Linked DNA regions of Homo sapiens: region 2 is linked to region 1. A link is a contact called in ENCODE Hi-C data. All regions are on one chromosome and are shown on one strand. The core of a region is the stretch at or near the end of the contact, and the rest is flanking DNA. Distances in the headings are between cores, read along the strand shown. Region 1 has its middle 120 kb from the start of GDF10. Region 2 overlaps GDF10 (growth differentiation factor 10).

What was found. A loop is a pair of places that touch in the nucleus more often than their neighbours do. Pooled maps may share reads with other maps.
Region 2: a loop to region 1 is called in a map of naive thymus-derived CD4-positive, alpha-beta T cell, with 5 times the contacts of the local background. The contact joins two enhancer-like sites. A Hi-C loop is called at or near these places in 3 of 168 maps with a recorded cell type or tissue (naive thymus-derived CD4-positive, alpha-beta T cell, posterior cingulate gyrus and transverse colon) and 4 of 50 pooled maps.

Annotation. Positions count from the first base shown.
Region 1 is chr10:47,180,500-47,185,797 of GRCh38, forward strand. No RefSeq gene overlaps it. Among named protein-coding and RNA genes, the nearest start is that of GDF10, 120 kb to the right of the region's middle. Within about 2 kb of position 3,057, at least 3 of the 41 ENCODE cell types and tissues checked have a DNase peak (open chromatin) inside an H3K27ac peak, as active enhancers do.
Region 2 is chr10:47,310,162-47,315,459 of GRCh38, forward strand. It overlaps GDF10 (growth differentiation factor 10), which reads left to right. Exons shown (of 3, transcript NM_004962.5): 2 at 1-560; 3 at 2,440-3,416. The coding sequence ends at 2,631. Among named protein-coding and RNA genes, the nearest start is that of GDF2, 9.6 kb to the right of the region's middle. RefSeq lists enhancers at 169-669, 1,768-2,268, 2,069-2,218. Within about 2 kb of position 2,115, at least 4 of the 41 ENCODE cell types and tissues checked have a DNase peak (open chromatin) inside an H3K27ac peak, as active enhancers do.

The DNA of each region.
Region 1 (5,298 bases), core at 1,807-4,306:
ATATATATTTATATATTTATAGATATATATATTTATACATTTTTATATATTTATATTTATATATTTATAGTTATATATTTATATATTTATATATAGTTATATATTTATATCTTTACATATATTTATATATTCATATATTTACATATATTTATATATTTATATATATTTATATATATTTTATATATTTTTATATTTATATGTATATATGTATATATTTATTTATATTTATGTATATTTTTATATTTATATATATTTTTATATATATTTATATATTTATATATTATATATTTATATGTATATATGTACATATTCATATATATTATATATATTTATATATTTATATTTTATATATTTATATGTATATATGTACATATTCATATATATTATATATATTTATATATTTATATTTTATATATTTATATATTTTCTATATATTTATATGTTATATATATTTATATATTTATATATTATATATATTTATATATTTTATATATGTATTTATATCTTTTGTATATATATATCTATAAAAGGAAATGTGTGGGTGCAGATGAGGTCAGACTGAAGGCAGCTTCGAAACAGCCCAAGGAGAAAACTTAAATCTGGCCCTGGTGCACTTTAATTGCTCTGTTCATTCAAAATAAAAATGCACATCAATGTTAGCGCTCTCCCGTCTCCCAGGCTGCCGTCCGAGGGCTGGAGGAGGAAGCCCCACTTCCTCGCAGGCCCTGCTAGAGATTGACTCCAGGAAGGCCGCTCTTCCATCCCCCTGGCATGTTTTGCTTCTGGAGGTCCCGCCAGTGGCTAACAGAACCCCTATTCACACCACCTCCAAGGAGTTACAGAGCATTTCACTATTGCATGCACAGGCTCCCATAAATCAGGTTTACAAAGAGTTATTTTCTTAAAGACAGATTCCTTTAAATTCCATTTCCTTCTCTTTCGCCCATGCCCAACCCCCATATCCTTGTGATTGAACCAAAGGCTCTGTGGCCAAGCTTTTCTTGGATCGTGTGAATCAAGATCAATAAATATCCATGCTGCAGCATGACTAGCCCGGCGCCTCACTGTGCTCTGGGATAAGGGCCCGGGTTGTGTGCGGCCGTGTGGCCCTGGCATGGGCCTGCCCTGCTGCTATACACGTCTGTGTTGAGTGCGGGCCCCCGGGTCCCCAGCTCCCAGAGAGGAAAGACCCTTCCTGGGGGAAAACTAACCTAGAAGTCACCCTCCTGGGGGTGTTACCTGTCTCAGGGGTTGGGTATCCAGGGTGGATTTTCAGGCCATGTGATCCACAGTTTGATTTCGAGTGGCTCATGAGCTGCTGCAGGCAGATGAGTTCTTCAACACCAGCACTGTTATTGAAAAAGTCAAGAGAAGACTGTGCTCCCTGTCTCCCCTTCCTCGCTCCCTGTCCTCTCTTTAACCCGCTCCAATGAGGTGTTCACTCTTACTGTCCCACCAAAAGTGCTGCCATCTTGTCAAACCCAAGGGTCCTCATCTGACTCAATGCCTCAGCAACGTTTTTTAGTCAATCGCTCCATCCTTTCCAAGCACTCTCATTGTGTTTCCACAGAACCACGGAAGACCACAGGGGTCTGCCTGTCTTCATCTCCCTGGCTGGCTCCTTCTCTCCTTCCTGACTCGTTAATGTGGGGGACCAAGGGCTCAGCCCTCAGATCCCACCCTTCATGCACGTGTGCCACCTAGGCATTTGGGCCTGTGGCTTCGAACACCATCTATGCTACTGCTATCCCTAAATTTATCATTTCAGCCCCAGCCTTTCCACATAGACCCAGTTCAGGTCACCATTCAAATATCCATTTGGAGTCTCAAACTCAGTATGAAGGTCACTCTAGGTGCAGTCCCCACATTGCAACACACACCTACTCAAAATATACTCCTCTCTATGCACATACTTTGCTTTCTTTTCTTCCCACAAACTGAAGTTGATTTTTTAAAATTTATTTACTTGTTCCTTGTCAGTCTTCTCTGCTAGATCATGAGCTCTACAAGGAAACAGGATTATATTTAATTTTGCCTTTGTAGTCCTAAGAACTATCCACTCCACTCAACCACTTGCTGGGTATTTAGTAACTGAATGAATAAAATAACACTGACTTTTGTAATGTGAATGTGATTCTCTTTCTAGTTCTCTTTAGATTCCCAAAGGCATGTCTGTAACACTGCTCTAACACATGATAATTTCACTGTTTAACAAAGAGAGAACAGTTTCAATCTGAGAAACTTGGCAAAACAGTGTCCTGCTAGAATTTAATAAACTTGCTTTATTTTCATTGTATTTTAAAATATAGTTCCCTTCTACTTATGGCAAGTATTAATAGTTTCCTATTTATACTTGTGGTATAAAGTTTCCTTTTAAATTCTATTTATGTAGGCAGTATGAGTGGATCAATTTAAAGAAAATATTAAGTAAATTATAAATGGCTGGACATTGGCACTGGATGGCTGAGGGTAGGGAAACACTGCATGGATCTTCAAGTGTCTGGGAGTGAAGGACCAGATATCTTGAGCCAGACAGGTTTTGGACTCAAATAGTAAGAGCCTAATTCATTTAACAAGGACCAGCTCATCTGCACTATTTCAAGTTAGAAAGCATATGGAGGTTGACCAACTGCCTCCCTTGCCAAACAGCTGTCCAAGCCTAGGTAGACATGTAAATATTTGAAGAGGCTTGGATGGGGGTTCGCCGCACTCAGAGGACATAGTTCACACAAGAAAGAGTTTCTCTTCACCCTCCCATCTCACCAGGTGCCCTGTGGGCACACATCTGGCCTCCAGGTGTCCCCCATGTGGGCAGACCCTGGACCTAGAGGGCTTGGTGGCTGGACTTGTCCCATGACATCCCCACCCCATTTCTCACATAGGGAGTCTGGCCAGGAGACTCTGACATAATCAAAGTCTAGCAGCAGAGAAGTTATCCTCGGAACCTGGCACCGCTGGGCCTCCCCAACCCACCACCTGGGCAGAGGGAGCTGACAAAGGCTGCAGTTCCCTGTCCTCACTCCTTACACATTCGTTCCAGATGCCCAGAGATCTGGAGCACACTGCCGTGATGAAACCCAGTTGCAAGAGTCAGCACCGGTCCCTCCGTCCATTTGCCTACAGCTCTGAAGGTACGGCTGGCTGTATGTGGCAAACAGAGCAGCCACGACCACAAACTGCCGGGACTTCACAATTGGCTTTGTAGTTTTGCTGAGGGACTGTCCAGGTTTGGAGAAGTCCTAGCCTATCACAGGTTATATTTCCCAGGCTTCTTTCATTACACAGGGCTCTGCAGCCAAAGAAGACCTCACATTTCTGAGTCATGAAATCCTGTCAGGACGGGTACATGACGTTCCAGTAAGGCTGAAGGAATCAACTCAACATGCAAAGCACAGCCTCTCCCTGGAGCCAAGGAGCCAGGGGCAAACTGGGGCAGCACCTCTGTGGTTGGAGGGCAGAGGGCCTCACACAGAGGAGTCAGGGTGAGGGACAAAATTGGAGGCAGAGCGGTCCCCAGGGAGTGCACAATGAGGCGGATGCCACATGAGCAGGCCCAGAACAATTTTGGTGCCAAGGAACAGGCACCTCTTAAACAGGCCCCACCCTAGAGCAGAGCCCAGCAATGAAATACAACGAAAATAAAGCCTTTGGAGGTGCAGGTGCAGGACAAGCCACAAGAAGAGGAAAGAACACAGAAAGTGCTCCCAGCACCTGAGGTGCCATGTCTTCTAAACTCACTGGCAGTGCAGTGGCCCACCACCCTCAGAGAGAGCCACCTGCCCTTCCCAGGGATGGGCACCAGGCAGCTGGATCATCCCTCAGTATGTTTTATCTCCAGTCAGTGGGTAAGTCTGCCTATAGGCCTTGGCCTTGTTTTATGCCTCTTTGGGCTCACCACTTGTGCCTAATGCCAGATGCATATTGAGTCTTGGGTGATGAACCGGCAGGACTTAACTAGGGAAACCCCCTTGGGCCACTCCCTAAGCTACTGCAGGCTACAGAACTAGATATTCAAAGGGAGCAAATTGCTCTGCCCACACCCCTACTGGGGCTGGGTTGGACCGTTTGGTGACAGGTGGCGTAACCATCCTGCAGAGGCCTCCCCTGCTCTCCAGCAAATGTGGACTTTCCAGGTCCTCACTTCAGAGGGAAAGGATTACTTCTTTGACCTCATGGCTCTGCAGCATCCTCAAGTGGTGCAGCTGGAAAACCAGGGCCAGAGGCTGCAGAGGGGTGACAGATGTCACCACTTCGCTATGCTGGAGTCAGATGGCTGCAGAGGCCAACACCTCTCTGACCACCAGCCAACCCCCTGTGTCTGGGTTACTTTGCCTGGAGGGGGCCACATCGAGGTGCCCCAGGGACACGACCTGGGGCCCAGAATACATCTTGCTGCCTGAGATAGGGTTGCACAGGGCCACCTTGGGCACCAGAGAAGCTATGGACTGTAACACACAGGGCAAAGCATGGGCTACAGCCCTGGACTGTGTCCTGGGTGAAGTAACAGCTGCGGGCCCTTGCCCTCTTGCATGCCATTCTCACGCTCATAGTGGGGAGGACGACCCGGTCTCCTGAGTGGACAGCACCTCATCTGGTGCCCAGTAGTGCCTGGCCCAGGTCCCCGGATCTGAGTGCTTGTGTGCAGGTCTCACCGGGGGCCATGAGCCCAACTGTGCTGCAGCCTCCACCCCTGAGATCGGCTATTCTTGCTGTGTTGGCAATCTTGGGTCTTTCCTGAACCCCAGCCAGGGCCCCGACCCCTGTCCTGCCCCTACCTGCCCCTCTCTCCAGGGATACTGTTTCCATCACCACCTGGTTACTGCTTCTTCTAGGCAGGCCACACCCACTCCAGAGGTGCAGGGCTCTGAGCCCTGCTGCACCTTAACTCCTTTCCCGCCTGGGCCCCTCCCCACCTTCCTCTCTGCGCTTTGGCACACTTTCTCCTGCTACACCTTGCAGCTCTCTTGCCGCTCACCTTCAGCTTGGTAACTTGCAGCGACAGTCAGGAATCACTGTTTTCACAGAGGTTTATGCATTTACATAACCTACAAGGGTGAAGCTTGGGCTCACTCACTCTCAAAGAGCATCTGCTGAGCTAGGTAGTTTCTGTAACTCAGATTTATTAAGGTATAATTTTACATACATAACATTTGTCCTTTTAGATGTACTCTTCTATGAATTATGGCAAATATATATAGCCATGTAATCACCACCATAATCAAGATACAGAGTATTTCCACCTATTATATTTGGAATAATATTTCATCATCTATGTCCATATAGAATATTTCCTGAACA
Region 2 (5,298 bases), core at 865-3,364, 130 kb after region 1:
AGAGGGACCCGGGGGTGCCCCGGCCCAGCCCCTATGCGCCCTACATCCTAGTCTATGCCAACGATCTGGCCATCTCGGAGCCCAACAGCGTGGCAGTGACGCTGCAGAGATACGACCCCTTCCCTGCCGGAGACCCCGAGCCCCGCGCAGCCCCCAACAACTCAGCGGACCCCCGCGTGCGCCGAGCCGCGCAGGCCACTGGGCCCCTCCAGGACAACGAGCTGCCGGGGCTGGATGAGAGGCCGCCGCGCGCCCACGCACAGCACTTCCACAAGCACCAGCTGTGGCCCAGCCCCTTCCGGGCGCTGAAACCCCGGCCAGGGCGCAAAGACCGCAGGAAGAAGGGCCAGGAGGTGTTCATGGCCGCCTCGCAGGTGCTGGACTTTGACGAGAAGACGATGCAGAAAGCCCGGAGGAAGCAGTGGGATGAGCCGAGGGTGTGCTCCCGGAGGTACCTGAAGGTGGACTTCGCAGACATCGGCTGGAATGAATGGATAATCTCACCGAAATCTTTTGATGCCTACTACTGCGCGGGAGCATGTGAGTTCCCCATGCCTAAGGTAGGGTTTCTTCCGCCTTTTGCCAAATTCTAAGGCTCAGCTCTGCCGCTACCGTCAAGTTCCTCAGCCTGCAGGACTTCTGTTTCCCCATCTGCAAAATGGGAATAACAGTACTTCCTATCTATTCCAGGCAGGAAATAGGTAGACATAGGTCACCAAGTGGCAGCCCGTAGGGTAGTTGCCGCCCACATATGTGTGAGTTTGGCTGTGTTTTTTGAAGTATTGGCTTGGTTGAATTGGGACTTTAAAATGAGAACATTCTTTTGAAAAGCAGGAGAATCCATGTCTTTAGAAACGCATCCCCACATAGCAACTATCTGCAGAGGTTGAGTAGATGCTGCTTCCTGTACACACGGCAGGTCCCAGAAGCTCCCTCCTGACCAAGGCTCTCATTTCTGTTCCCAGCCTGGACCCCAGAGTGTGGCAATCTGTGACTAGCACAGTGCTAGCCTCAGCAGCTCTCCCACTGTAGATTCCCTCCTCCTTGCAGCTCAGGGCAGGAATCCACAGGGAATAGGCCTTCACTGTGCACAGGGTCTGCAGGACACACAGCACTGGGCTGTTCTGTCTGTTGCACCAGCCTAAGGATTTCCAGTTCTCACCTTCGCTCCAGACTGGGCTGTGGCTGAGTCCATCCCTCTCCCTGCAGCCTGCTCTGCAGCAGCCTGGCTGCTTGTGATGTCAGCCCTCGGCACTCAGCACACAGTTTCTTCCTGCTTAGTTACTCTGCCCAGGGCAGGTCATGCCTTTCCCTCCAAGAAAAGAAAGTCAGTGCATAAATCCAATTTGAACTTAAATAATCAGCCAGCTGGGGAAGTCCAGACCCAGACATGGGGCAGCAGTAACGTGTTTGGGAATTAAATGGCTTCTCCTCAAAACTTCTCCTCAAAACCGTGCATGTGCAAGAGAGAGGGAGGTGCCTGACATAGAGACGGAGCCTGCTAAAAGGGCCTAGCAAAGACCCAGGCAGATGCAAGCCCGGAACCCTGAAGGCTTGCAGCTGGTTGGCCATGCGGTTAGCTTATCACCCTGGCTTGCTGCCTCCCCACCTTCCGGGACACCAGCCAGAACGCTGCAAAGGCAGGTGTCCCTGCCCTGCTCCCTTCCCACCACACCCACACAAGAGGGCTTCCTCCTCAACAGCACTACATATACAAATCTCTGTTTGGCTGGTGATGCACTGAAGTGGATGACCCGGTTGGTTCATCTTGTCAGAGGTGGGCACAGTTTTCCAAGCCAGGTCACTTTCTAACTAGGGGTCTTGGTCAAGTTACTCAGTCATTTTAAACCTCGGTGTCTTCCCAGTAAAGTCCAGGTAATACCCACCCCATAAAATTGCTAAGCTGACAAAAAAAAGGGGGTGATGCAGGGAGAGCAGCCCCTAGGAAATGTCAATGTCCAGCCTGTCACACTGCCACGCACATGCCAGGCCTTCCCTTCAGTGACAAGAGCACAACCTCGTGAGAAGCATGCCTGTCCTCCTCAGACTGCGAGACCAGGGCTGTGCTGGCATCTCGCTGGGTTTTCCCTCTGGGCAGCTTCTGCCTGCTTCCTGGTGCTCCGCGGGGATGTGTGACACTCAGGCGCCCCCATGTGGCCCTGCCGTGTTGGGGACACAGCGTGCCTCAGGGAAGCCAAAGGGCAGGAAGGCCTGGGGGCTCTTGGAGACCTCAGCCCGGAACTCAGCGTATGTCTGATTTTAGAGGAACCGTGTGCCCCGCCTTGGGATCTCGTCCATTCCTCTAGGTGGATGCCTATTCTGTGGCCTCAGCCGGGGAACAACAGCAGAGCAGTATGGCCTGGGACTGTGAGGATGGCATGGGTGCGTGGGTGGGTGAGGGCGGAGCTGAGGTAACCCTACTCCTTTTCTGCCTTGCAGATCGTTCGTCCATCCAACCATGCCACCATCCAGAGCATTGTCAGGGCTGTGGGCATCATCCCTGGCATCCCAGAGCCCTGCTGTGTTCCCGATAAGATGAACTCCCTTGGGGTCCTCTTCCTGGATGAGAATCGGAATGTGGTTCTGAAGGTGTACCCCAACATGTCCGTGGACACCTGTGCCTGCCGGTGAGACCACTCCAGGGTGGAAAGAAGCCACGCCCAGCAGAGCTGCCTTCTCGGAGCCTTCTGCAACCAGGACTTGTGGTGCAGCTGCAGACACAGAGCACAGCTCATGGGCAACATCACTGGGGCCCAGAGAGAGCTGTCCGCCAGTGCATCATTAGGGGGTCTTTCATTGCTAGTGACTAGCCCCTTAAATGCCAGCCTGAGTACCTGAAGGAATCTGGGAATTAGCCCTGGCCTGAAAGTGGCCCATCATTCATACCCACTGTTCTGAAGGCTTGAAAACAAAACATATCCACAACATTGGCTTGATGTGATCATCATCTCATAACTGAGCAAGAAGACTATGCAAATCTTAGGGCGCTCGCTCCCTGCACACGGAAAGAACTCTGTTTAAATGCTCAGTTCAGAACACTTTGGGCCACATAGTGATTTTGGAAAACAGGATAATCGTGGTGTAAATGAGTGTTTCCTTTCAAAGTCCACTGCAGAGCTTTTATCCATATGGTATGCACATGTAGCCAATATTGGTTTCTTTTTCTTAATATATATATTTTATTTTAAAACAACAAAAAGGGAGGGCGTTGACACCATTCCCCACAGAGATAGTCATGCTGAGTGTGGGTTGTTTAAACATGCATATTGAAATAACACATATAGTAACGTGGGAATACTAAAAAATAACCAAGATTTTATATTTTTGTAAATTATACTTTCTATACTGTAGATTGTGTATGTTATGTGTTTTTATGGAAAGCTAATAAATTAAAGGTACAGTGGTATCTTGAAAAACTGAATGTCACCCATTTCAAAATCTCACTGGCTCCCCATCTGTAAGTACACCATCTGGTGGTTGCTGGGGTCTCAGCCTCTTTTAGGGTCGCTGGAGTCCCCTAAGCCATCTCCATACTCCCTGGTGTCTGTCCCAGGCTCCAGAAACCCAGGCTTTCCCATGCTTTCCAGGGGCCTGTCCCACTACTGGTTCCTGCAAACCCAAGCTAGGCTGATGTTGAGAATGGACATGGCTCCAGACAGGGACAGTGGCCTCTCGGGGTTTCTCCTCATCCCCTAGCCTCAGGGACATGGATTGATTGGGAGGTGCCTGGGGTGTTTAAAAAAACATCTATGGTTGCCTGGTCAGAGATCTTTTACTTCTGGTAATTCATGGAGCAAGAGATTCAACATAAGTAGGGGTCTCTCCTGAGGTCCAAGGACTCATGAGGAAGTGGACGGGCCATGTGGTCTCCTGCACCTGCTTCTCTTTTGCTTGTGTGTAGAAGGATCACCCAAGCCACCCCAAATTGTTCCCTTATGCCCTTCGTTTACATTGCCTTATGATGGAGTGCCTGAAGCTGCTTAACCAGCATTTCTGAAAGAGAATCTGGATCCAATTTGAGACAGGTGTATATATAGCAGTCCCATCAGCTGGGACCTACAGATGACGTGGCCCCAAGTCTTAGAGGAAACTGCAAAGCCATAGTGGTTTTCTAAGAGGGGATGTCCAAGGAGAGAAGCAGCTCTGGTGTCTGTCTTGGGCCTTAGGCTGGGCTCTGGAGACCAGGATTCCTGTGCAAGGGATATATGGGGAAGTGCTCTCAGGAGACATGGGCAAGGGTGAGGTGAAGCAGAAAAGCAGGCTGGGAGCAATCCTGTGGGGAGCTTTGGAGCTTAGTTACTCCTCAGGGCAGTGTGGCCTCGAGCAAGGGAGCTGGGTGTTCAGGGCCTCTTGGCTTCTGGCTGCCCTGGGAAGGGCGATGTAAAGTCCCAGTTCCCTGGCCTTCTGCCCAGGCAGCCACAGTGATTCCAGGAGCCTAGGTAGCATCCGAAGAGTGGCAACTCCTGGAGGCGAAGCCATTGAAACTGGAGAATGATTAGCCAGAACTGGTAGGTGAGGGGGATGCGAGGGTGCCAGGGTGAAGCTCCGCAGCTTCTGCTCAGCATCTCCTATGAGGTGCTCCAAGTGACCCTGGGACACATGCGTGAGCAGCTGCCGTGGGGACCCCTACCTGCTGGGCACATGGCCCTGCCTGCTGACAGAGGTCAGGGGAGTGGTGGGATGGTCCTCCACACTCACCACCTTATTCCCTTACTCCCACAGGAACTGGACATGGGACCAAATTGTTCCCTTCAAGCTGCTATAGGTTGCTGGGCTGGCGCAAACTGGCCTGCACTTTAGTGCTTGGTTTGCCATGTCTAATTCTCTTTGGAACATGACAGGATATAAGTTAATAGCAAAATAAGTAAAAATATTGGGGCTTAATAAAACTCCAAGTCCCTTTCTTCTGAATATTCCATCCCTCATTTTCTTCTCATTCAACTGCCCCCTTTCTATTTTTGCTAAACATGGGCTGTCCAATAGTAGTTTTATCTTATTCTTTCTAGCACTTGCAGTTTCTGGGAGGCCTTCTGGATTCCCCCCAAATACCTGGAATGCCTCTGAGTCCTCATGTCTGGCTTACTGGGATTGGGGAGGGCAGGCTGGGACACTCTCCCTGGGTCCAGCTGTGGGCATGGCCTCCAGGCCTGTGCCTGGATGGAAGGTGCTCAGTTGTTGCCATCTTTCCTGGGCATGCCCTGAAGACCTTGGAATGTGAAATGGGGCAGGTCCCAACTGGGGACATGACATGTCCCAACTCTACAGTAGGAGAAGCTGGTATCATTAGTGACCCCTCCA